Regions from separate parts of the Homo sapiens genome. Here region 2 is linked to region 1. A link is a loop called in an ENCODE intact Hi-C map of the cell type or tissue named here. Cell type or tissue: CD4-positive, alpha-beta T cell. All regions are shown on one strand.

Region 1 (5,000 bases):
CAAGGACTCTCCCGGAGGGTTGAACTTTGGGTTCACTTCAGCAAAGTCTGTTGGCACAAGGCCCCAATGTCACCGGCGAAATATCGGTGAAAACTTCCATGTTTGGGGGAAGACCCCTGCCCGACCTAGTGACCTAGCGGGCCAACCGCCTCCCCAGCTCTCAGAGAGACTTCGGGGAGACGCCAAGCGCTCCAGGCCGGCCCTGTCCTCTGCGCTCCACTGCTGCCGCACGGACTGCCAGACTCCCGGCATGCTCTGCGGACTGAAGTCCGCGGCACGAGAAATCAAAGCCCCGGGGCCTGGGTCCCACGCGGGGTCCCTTACCCAGGGTGCCCCGGGCGCTCATTTGCATGTCCCACCCAACAGGTAAACCTGACAGATCGGTCGCGGCCAGATACGGCCTGGCGGTCAGAGCACCAATCTTACGAGCCTTGTGATGAGTTCCGTTACATGAAATTCTCCTAAAGGCTCCAAGATGGACAGGAAAGCGCTCGATTAGGTTACCGTAAGGAAAACAAATGAGAAACTCCCGTGCCTTATAAGACCTGGGGACGGACTTATTTGCGTGCTCGCTTCGGCAGCACATATACTAAAATTGGAACGATACAGAGAAGATTAGCATGGCCCCTGCGCAAGGATGACACGCAAATTCGTGAAGCGTTCCATATTTTGCGCGGTTCAACGAAGGTCGTTGGGCAAGATACGGTGGTGTTCCTAGAGGTTGTTCAAGATCTCTCGGGGCCTGCATTTTCCTGCTCGCGAGCTTGGCCCAGTAGACACCTACGATGCTGTCCGGGCCTCCCACCAGTCCTGTCGCACAGTGGGCACACTTCCTCGACAGCCTCCATCTTCGAGGCGCCTAGTTACGTTACTATTAAGTTACCTAGGTGATCCTCGTATCTGCGTCCAAATACTTGTTTTCATTGATTAAAATATGCTTTCAGGCTGGGCAATGAACATTCCTCCTAATCAAATTTCCCATCACAGAATCTGTCCGATTTATGTAAATCGGCCCTTTCTAAGTACTTCTTAGAGGATACATGAAAACAGAAGACTCGTGAAAACAGATCCAGATGGGCTTGCTACTTGTGGCCAGTATTCACATGGGTCCTGGAGCTCTTGAATCTATAGGCAAAGGCCAACATTGATTTCCAATAATACCAGCCCTTAGTAACATTCCTTTCCTTTGTGCAGCTCGCAGTCTAAGAGAAAGGGTGTAAGCACTCAGGTCTAAGATGATGGAGAATGGCACAAAGTAGGCGCAAGAAATGAGCGCTAATGTTTCCTTCCTTTAGTAGAGATTTATTAGGTTAGGAAAGATTTAGTAAGGATTTATTGAACAATTCATATGCCAGTTGGTCTTCTACTGAACAAAAGCCAAACAAGCTGGGGCTCTGGAGTTTGTGTTGTTTGGTGAGACAAGACCGTAAGTCTATTTCAGAATGAAAAGTTCAATGAAGAAGGCACAAGGTGACCTTTTTCCATTTCCAAAATGCGTATTAACGATCTATTCGCACACAACATTCCTCGGGTGACTCTGCTTCGTTCCCACTTCATAGATTTCACAAATTTTTTGTAATGAAAACCACTGTTTCGTCATTGGGTGCCACACGTTTTCGCTTAGATTCACACTGTTTCCTTAGTACTAATTAGCAGATACTGAAATGATCTTGACAGACTGCGCAAAATATGGAACGCTTCACGAATTTGCGTGTCATCCTTGCGCAGGGGCCATGCTAATCTTCTCTGTATCGTTCCAATTTTAGTATATGTGCTGCCGAAGCGAGCACGTTGAGAAGAAGTCACCCACAGGCCTTATAAGGCACGGGAGTCTTTCACCTATTCTACTTACGGTGACCGAACCGCGCCCTTTCCTGTCCATCTTGGAGCCTTTGGGAGAATTTCATGCAACGGAACTCATCACAAGGCTCGTATGTTTGGTGCTCTGACCGCCAGGTCGTACCTGGCCGCGATGACCTGTCAGGTTTACCTGTTGGGTGGGACATGCAAATGAGCGCCCGGGGCACCCTGGGTAAAGGGCCCCGCGTAGGACCCAGGCCGGGGGCTTTGAGTTCTCGTGCCGCGGAGCTCAGCCCGCGGAGCATGCCGGGAGCTGCCAATGCTGCGGCCGCCTCTGAGCGCGCGGCGGGGTCCAGCGCCCAGGCGAGCTGGAGACGCCCCGATAACGAGGCTGCTGCGGCACCGAGAGGGCCGGCCCGGGGTCGGCGCGCACCTTTAGAACAGGTCGTTTCACCATTAACTTCCTCTGATGAGTAATTTTTTTTAAAAAAGTAATTAACCGACCATTATCACACCTAGAAAAGTTAAGGTAATTCCTTCATGGCACCTAATATTCAGTCTACTTTCAAATTTCCTTATTTCAGAAATTCCTTATTACAGTCGAATTGTCATAGAGATCCAAACAAGGTCCCAGGTTGTATTCGGTTGCTACGACCCTGGGTGTCTATTGTCCTCTAATTGCCCTCGCCTCGTTTTTCTTCACGTCATTCGTATACTGAGGGATATTTGCCCTGTGGATTGTCGCAGATCTTGGGATTTGGCCCATTACTTACTGATGGTGTCGTTTAACTTGTTTCTCTAGCCTCCATGTTTCTTGAAAATTTATGGTTAGGGGTAATGGACTCATTAGATTCTGGTTGTGTTGTGTTTTGTTTTGACGCCCGCACGGCTTCAAACACAGTGGTAGGGTGTGTGCTTACTGCACCTCAGCAAGAGTAGTGTATCCGCTGGCTGTCCCCGTGTGAGTGATGCCTACCCCTGACCTGTGGGTGCAGGTGCGGTCAGCCGTCTGACCCCTCACACTATAAAGTCTCCCAGAAATCTTTCCTTTAATGATTTTAGGATACACCCATGAACAAGCCAAGTAGAAGGTCTGGTCTGGTGGTTTGCTTGCTTTTTGTTTTGTTTTGAGGACACGTTGTAATTGTACATATTTATGGGGTGCAATTTGATGTTTCGATACATATCTATGTTGTATAACGATCCAATCAAGGTAGTGTATCCACCACCTCATGCATTTATCCTTTCTCTGTGGTGAGAACATTCAGTAGCCTCTCTTCTATTTTGTGGTATACAAAATTTTACTGTTAACCATTTTCACCCTACCGTGCAATAGAGCATCAGAATTTTTTCCCTCTTCTTTAATTGTATCTTTGTACCCATTAACCAATGTTTATAAACAAACATTGTGAGTTTGTGAGTTATAAGTTTACTTGTGAGTTATAAGGATTTAACCCCTGGCCTGTGGTGGCCAAGTTCTGTATCCCATGGAAGAGAATTGAGAGAATAATAGGATCAGGGAAAGAAATTAGGAAAGAGTGTTGATGTCATTTGAGTCTCTGGATCATTTGATCCCATGAGCAGGTGCTTTCCATAGTTGTTTGGTTACTCGTTCTAACAAATTACTTTTATTAGGCTAGATTAAAGTTGTTTTTGCCAAATGCAAATATGAGATCTTAAACATTTGTGAGTTTAGCATGTCTTCACACTGCACACTTGCAACATTAAAACATTATTGGCTTCTGCTAAACTCAAAAATATTTAAGATGCCGTATTTGCATTTTGACAAAAACAACTCTAGTGTTAGTACCCGTGGTTAAGCATATATGAATTTCCAATCACGTTTTTTTTTAGGAGGAAATAGTGTTCTTTATCACATCCTTATAGGAAAGTTATGAGGTAGGTGGCTATTTAATTAAATAATATTTTGTATGATTTGACTCATTTGAGAACGATGAGTCTTTTTTTTTTTGAGACGGAGTCTCACTCTGGCAACCAGGCTGGAGTGCAGTGGTGCGATCTCGGCTCACTTCAACCTCCGCCTCCCAGGTTCAAGTGATTCTCCTGCCTCGGCTTCCCAATTAGCTGGGACTACAGGCGTGCGCCACCACGCCCCGGCTATGTATTTTTAGTAGAGACGGGGTTTCGCCGTGTTGGCCAGGCTGGTCTCAAACTCCTGACCTCAGGTGATCCACCTGCCTCAGCTTCCCAAAGTGCTGGGATTACAGGCGTGAGCCACCGCACTCCCCCCACCACCCTCACGATGAGTCTTACTTAATAGGAATTATTAACAAATTGGCTTTAAGAAATTTATTTAAAGGATTTTTTCAGTGAGACAAATGTTTTATTTTTATATTCTGGAACATTTGAACTCATCAATAAACATAATAATTTTAACGATTTACATTAACTGAAATAAAACAACTGCCTTTCCTTTGTGACATGTAAAACTATGGTGCATTTCGCAATCAATGACATTTTAGATCCAAAGAGATGTATCTTATTTTTTGGAAGAGGAAACTGAGGCTGATATAAGTGTAGTGACCTCCCTGGGCAAGATTGGCCACTGGTCCTACCATCTTCTGATGCCGAATTCATTGCTGTTTTCACTGCACCATTTGTAGTATTACTAGGTCATACTATTTGCAGTAAACTGCAAAGAAAAAGATAAAGACCTCAAGCCTGCCATTTTACAATTATATTTCTGAGTTCTGCTCATTTGACTGCAGAACAAGACAGCACACACTAAGTGGAAAGCTGACCTTGTTCTTTTTACTCACAGAAAGGGCACATTTGGTGATGTGACACAATTGAAAGTCAAAAACCACAGGTCATTTCCTCTTCAGGAATTTTGCTCTAATTAAAAAGAAGAAGAAACTCATCCTAAATCCTCACATCCTCTTTAGCAAGGAACAGATGAGTCATTTAGAACCACAGCATCAATGACCGGCGTCACCTGGTGTGAAATTGGTGAACTCCAGGTGGGAAACAAAGGTTATCAACCTGGGCTGCAGGTCGCAATCACAAGAGCTTTTAAAAATACGAGTGACTGAGTCCTCCCCTGGAGATTCTGACTTTGTTATTGTTGTTTTTAGACAGGGTCTTCACTATGTTGCTTAGGCTGATCTGGAACTCCTGGGTTCAAATGATCCTTCTGCCTCAGCCTCTCAAGTAGCTGGGTTTACAGGTGCACACCACTG
Region 2 (5,000 bases), 1.6 Mb before region 1:
ACTCAGTTTTCAAGTTCTGATTTTGACCATTATCTCTTCTAATTCATAAACATATCCCAGTACCTACACTATGCCAGGTATTATGCTAGGTGATCGTTTATATGTCAGCCTATTTCCCCCCCTTTTAAAGACTGCCAGATTAACCAAAAAGCGTGACATTTATAACAATGTTTTATAAATAAATAAATGTGTTTATGCCACTAAAGGTAAACTGCCTATTTAAACTAAGTAATTTTTTGGGATTTAATAAGATTAAGATTCTGACGAAACTGAAAGATACAAGATTCCTTTACTCTCCACATTTGAGAGATCCTATAAGCAAGCAGTTAGTGTCTGACACCCAGGAACCTATAGAAATGAGGGAATCTGTGTTAAAACTATGTATCCTCTAATGTAAAATAGCTTACCAGAATAAATTATTTAAGCCAAAAATCTGGACTCAGATAAATGGCTATAGTAAATTAGGTTAATGAACAATCTGTAGCCATAGATTATTTTCAGTCTTTCTGATTCTAATAAAACAAATACCTTATTCAGTCTCAGCCTTACAAGGGCTATTTGTCTATGGTTGCTGTTCTTCTGTGAGGTGTATTTTTCTATAAATTTATTGCCCACATTCTGTGCACTTGGTCAGGAGTTTTTATCATTTCATATATATGCAGTGTACATCAATTTTAAAATTGTCTTCGTGGTTTTAACATGACTCATAGTCTTGGGAGAGAATCTGTGATGGAACTGAAGTGGCTCAATGATGGATTTGCATTTGAAAGTGGAAGTACCCAAATGAGCAAAATTGGGCTCTCAGACATTTTATATTTCATAGAGACTGTAGAATGCAGTAGAACTTTCCCATAGGGCAGAAATAATTTGTTTAGTTGGAACACACCTAGATCATTGAAGATTCCTTCAAAATATTAGTAATAGTACTGAAGACACACATGTATTCCAGTTAATTTCTTAATGAATGTGCCAATTAGCTATAAAAATGAGATTACATAATTTTTTTTTCTTTTTTGAGACAGAATCTCACTCAGTCACCCAGGCTGGAGTGCAGTGGCGCGATCTCTGCTCACTGCATCCTCCGCCTCCCAGGTTCAAGCAGTTCTTCCTGCCTCAGCCTCCCCAGTAGCTGGGATTAAAGGCGCCCACCACCACACCCGGCTAATTTTGTATTTTTAGTAGAGACCGGGTTTCACCATGTTGGCCAGGCTGGTCTCGAACTACTGACGTCAGGTGATCTGCCCACCTCTACCTCCCAAAGTGCTGGGATTACAGGCGTGAGCCACCGCACCCGGCAGAGATTATGTAATAAGATAACCTGTTTTAAATGTCACAAAAATAAATTTTTATTAATGAAAAAAGCCAGTGTTTCACACTATAAAACAATATATAATCGTTAGGCTAACCATTTCATTTATATAATTGTGAAAGTTAAGCTTTTGAGGTACAGAGTGATTTCATTTCAGAATTTGGTGCAACTTCATAATGAAGCGTCATCAATGAACTCGGGAAATGAGGTGTCATTGTGTATCCATTTTGGTCATACAGTAAAATCTATGGATTAAGTTAGAAATCATCTATCCCATATATTTTGCGGTCACGTGGCTTCAAGTGTACATTAAACCGCCAGCACAAGACCAGCCTGGCCAACATGGTGAATCCCCGTCTCTACAAAAAAAAAAAAAAAAAATTTAGCCGGGCGTGGTGACCCCTGCCTATAGTCCCAACTAGTGGGCAGTCTGAGGTGGAAGGATAGTTTGGGAGGATCGCTTGAGTCCGGGAGGTCGAGACTACAGTGAGCCGAGATTCTGCCACTGCACTCCAGCCTGAGCGACAGACAGTGAGATACTATCTCAAAAACAAAACAACAACAAAAACCAGCACATCAGCCTGGCCTGATGGTGTGCCCCTGTAGTCCCTAGCTACTTGGGAGACTGAAGCAGGAGGATCGTTTGACCGTCAGAATTTGAGGCTGCAGTGATCCCTGATTGCGCGCTCCAGCCTAGGCAACACACCCCACTACTGCTTGACTTCCTTCCCACGGCAAGGTGATTTTGCAATTACTACAAGGAAAGAGGAGAAATGCTAATTTCTCATTTTGTACCTCCCTGGATCCCGTGTCCATGCCGGCAGAACGCCACCATAAAGCTACACCTTTTTTTTTAAAGAGATGCGACTGAGAAATATGCCAGATCAGAGTAATGCTCCAATGCTTTCCGTTTCTCTGGAGAAAGGAGCAAAGGGAAGACTCCTGCTGCACTGAGAAACGAGAGCTAACGTTAAAATGTTGCCTGTGTTTCAGGAGCTTCATTTACTTCAGTCCTGTGGTCCTTATACTCCTAGAGCATTATCACCCTTTAAGTGCTCTGTAAGTCACCAAACCAACAGTTCAGTAATTAGGTTCTTAGCACTACACGCTCCTACCCTAACAGCTCAATTTAATGTTGCTACCATTTGAGAGAGTGTGGCTTGATTCGGTAGGATAAAAACTCTTAGTATTCGCCTAACATTACGGGCCACTGAATTAACCTGCACCGGGTCTCCCAGTTCTACCGAGAGTGGAGGTCTTCCTGGAGGAGGTGGGGTCCGGAACTCAGGCACACCCTTTGGCCCCGCCCTTCCGGGCTTTGCTTCCGGGGCGGTAAGGGCAGCCACGTCATCCCCCCGCTCCGCTCCCCAGCCGGGCAGTGGCTCGTGGGAGCCAAGATGGCGGCGGCGGCGGCAGCGACAGCAGCAGCAGCAGCCAGTATTCGGGAAAGGCAGACAGGTACTGACTTATTCTCTTCTCCTTGAAGCTTCGTGACTGCCCCGACGACATCCTTCTCCTCTGGTGCGTGCAGCTCAGAGACCGATCTCCAGGAGTTTAATCCAGTCCCTAGAACATCAAGAGCCCCTCCCCTTTGAGTTTTTGGGGAGAAGTTGCCATTAGCTTGAGGACTCGGTTCCTCCTGTGGTGCAGGAGAAGGAGCTTCAGCGGTGGGCGGATTGCTACGGCCCTGCTCTTGTCTCCTTCCTAGTGGGCATCAGAAGGCCATCACAACAAGATCTAGCAGCTGATAGCTTCTTATCTATGTTGCCACCTATGAGGTCTCCGAGTTTCTGTGCGTGGTTCAGTTCTCCTGGTTTTGATTTTTAAGAGAACTCCCATTTTCTGACACTCAGAGAATTTAGGTATTTTCACAGCGGCTTGCTTTGCGCCACTTCTCTACTTCGGACCAGTCTTTTGGGGGTACCTGCAGAAAAATGCCTGGTGATAAACATTTTCTCCTTCAGCTTGCTGGAAGGCATTGAAGAATGGCAAAACAAATGAATTAATAGCTTTCTCATTTTAATTGTTTGACACATTGTTTTAAAATAATATTTTATCTTCAATAGAGCATGTTTATATAGCTTCTATTTATGCAGAGAAATGTAAAAAGGCACATATTCTTCTCTTGAGTTTTGGGTTTTTTTCCGTCTTAGAAATTAGTTTTGCCTTACTTGAAAACTTCTCATGACAACTTGGTTTATACCTGTTAGCTACAAACTAAAGGTTTATACTTGTTAACTAGTTGTCTTAAAAGTTTTCAAGCAATTTATTCTGAGGAGCTAATAGAAATAAGGCATCAAGAATGTGCATACTTGGAATTCTGTTTCCTGAAATTATGCTCTGTTGGATATAAATATGAATAGGAAAATAAATTTATAATTCATATGACCTACAGAAGGGATTTGGGCTGTACTTGATTCCTTCCTTTGGCATTTAAAGAAAAAGTGATAGACTTCAATTTAGTAATGACACACAAAAGATACTGAGTTGCGTTCTGCTTTTCCCAGTAAATAATTTAGTATAACCTATCAGGTGAAGTCAGGCATAACTAAATATAGGGAAGTTCAAATAAGATTTGGGGCATACCTGCCATTCGTTGTATATGTTTAAACAAATGGAAGCTCCATTTGTTTTAATACTGTGTTTCTGATGACTATACTACATATTAAAATAACGTGTCAGTAAAACTGTACCAATACAAGAGAGCTTTTTGAAAAATAAATTTGCGTGGCCGTAAACTTGTATGCAGAAATTTTGTAGATCATTAAAATCTAATCGTTTGTATTTCTGCAGAAATAAACATAGTAAGATTTTACAGAATTACTAGGTAGTGCTAGATCTATTTTTTATCAAATTTTTACTGTCATTGAATTCTGCCTTATTTTCAGAGGAAGGTAAATCCTTGTATATATATTATAATGCAGAATTAGCTATTTCCCTCATGCCTATGGAGAATGTTTTGGGAGATAACTCACAGTCCTTAAATATTCTAGATACTAGAATATTTGGGTGGATGAGATAATAGTTGGCATTTATTGAGCATTTACTATTGTTAGGCATTGCATTAGGTGATTATGTATTATCTCCATTTTACAGGTGAGGAAAGTAAGATAGAGGTAAACTAACGTGCCTGTTTCTTGCTTTGCCTGCCTGAAAAATCTTTATTGGTCTCCTGAAAAATCTTTATTGATCTTTTGAAGGTCATCCCACAAGCCATCTCCTTTCTTCCTGGTTCACTGTCCCCTCTATCCATACCTTCAGTTCAATAGGTAGAATCAGTTGCCTCCTGCTCCGTGTTACTGTTGTTCTTCATTGAATGCGTCTTCGTTACAGGTTCTTGCACATCTTCCCAGCTTCTCAACATTGCAGGGTCCCATTAGTGTTCTCATCTAGCGCCTTAGCTTTCAGTATTATCTGTATGTTGATGATTCCCAGGTTTATATCCCTAGTCTGGCCGTCCCATCTGAACTCAGTCTACTCCATATCAGTTAATGGCAGTTCCGTCCTTTTAGTTGTTCAGGTCAAAAACCTTGAAGTTTTCTTGACTTGTCTCTTTCATGTCTCATGTAAGATCTTTCAGTAAATCTTGTCAGTTCTACTCTGAAAATACATCCAGGATCTGACTGTTGTCATTGCTATTCCGAGGTCCTGTCCACCATGAATTTCTGCAGTAACCTATTTGGTCTCTTTG

What was found. Peaks named below come from ENCODE experiments on the same cell type or tissue, not always from the same donor. Only the 100,000 strongest peaks of a DNase experiment are listed, where the experiment ranks them.
Region 2: a loop joins it to region 1, with 4 times the contacts of the local background. A loop is called at or near these places in 5 of 110 quality-filtered maps.

The regions. Positions count from the first base shown.
Region 1 is chr14:32,201,480-32,206,479 of GRCh38, forward strand. RNU6-7 (RNA, U6 small nuclear 7) reads left to right here and starts at 566; the gene lies at 566-672. It overlaps RNU6-8 (RNA, U6 small nuclear 8), which reads right to left and starts at 1,790; the gene lies at 1,684-1,790. RefSeq lists enhancers at 118-177, 258-317, 1,415-1,960, 1,961-2,505, 4,821-4,980 and a silencer at 1,595-1,774. In CD4-positive, alpha-beta T cell, no CTCF peak of the experiment used is centred here; DNase peaks (open chromatin) are centred at 302, 1,172, 2,072, 2,642 and 1 weaker place; H3K4me3 peaks cover 3,102 bases; H3K27ac peaks cover 2,748 bases.
Region 2 is chr14:30,619,633-30,624,632 of GRCh38, forward strand. It overlaps G2E3 (G2/M-phase specific E3 ubiquitin protein ligase), which reads left to right. Exons shown (of 15, transcript NM_017769.5): 15 at 1-432. SCFD1 (sec1 family domain containing 1) reads left to right here and starts at 2,687. Exons shown (of 25, transcript NM_016106.4): 1 at 2,687-2,767. The coding sequence starts at 2,707. RefSeq lists enhancers at 2,021-3,220, 2,290-2,969. In CD4-positive, alpha-beta T cell, no CTCF peak of the experiment used is centred here; DNase peaks (open chromatin) are centred at 759, 2,029 and 2,639; H3K4me3 peaks cover 2,307 bases; H3K27ac peaks cover 1,233 bases.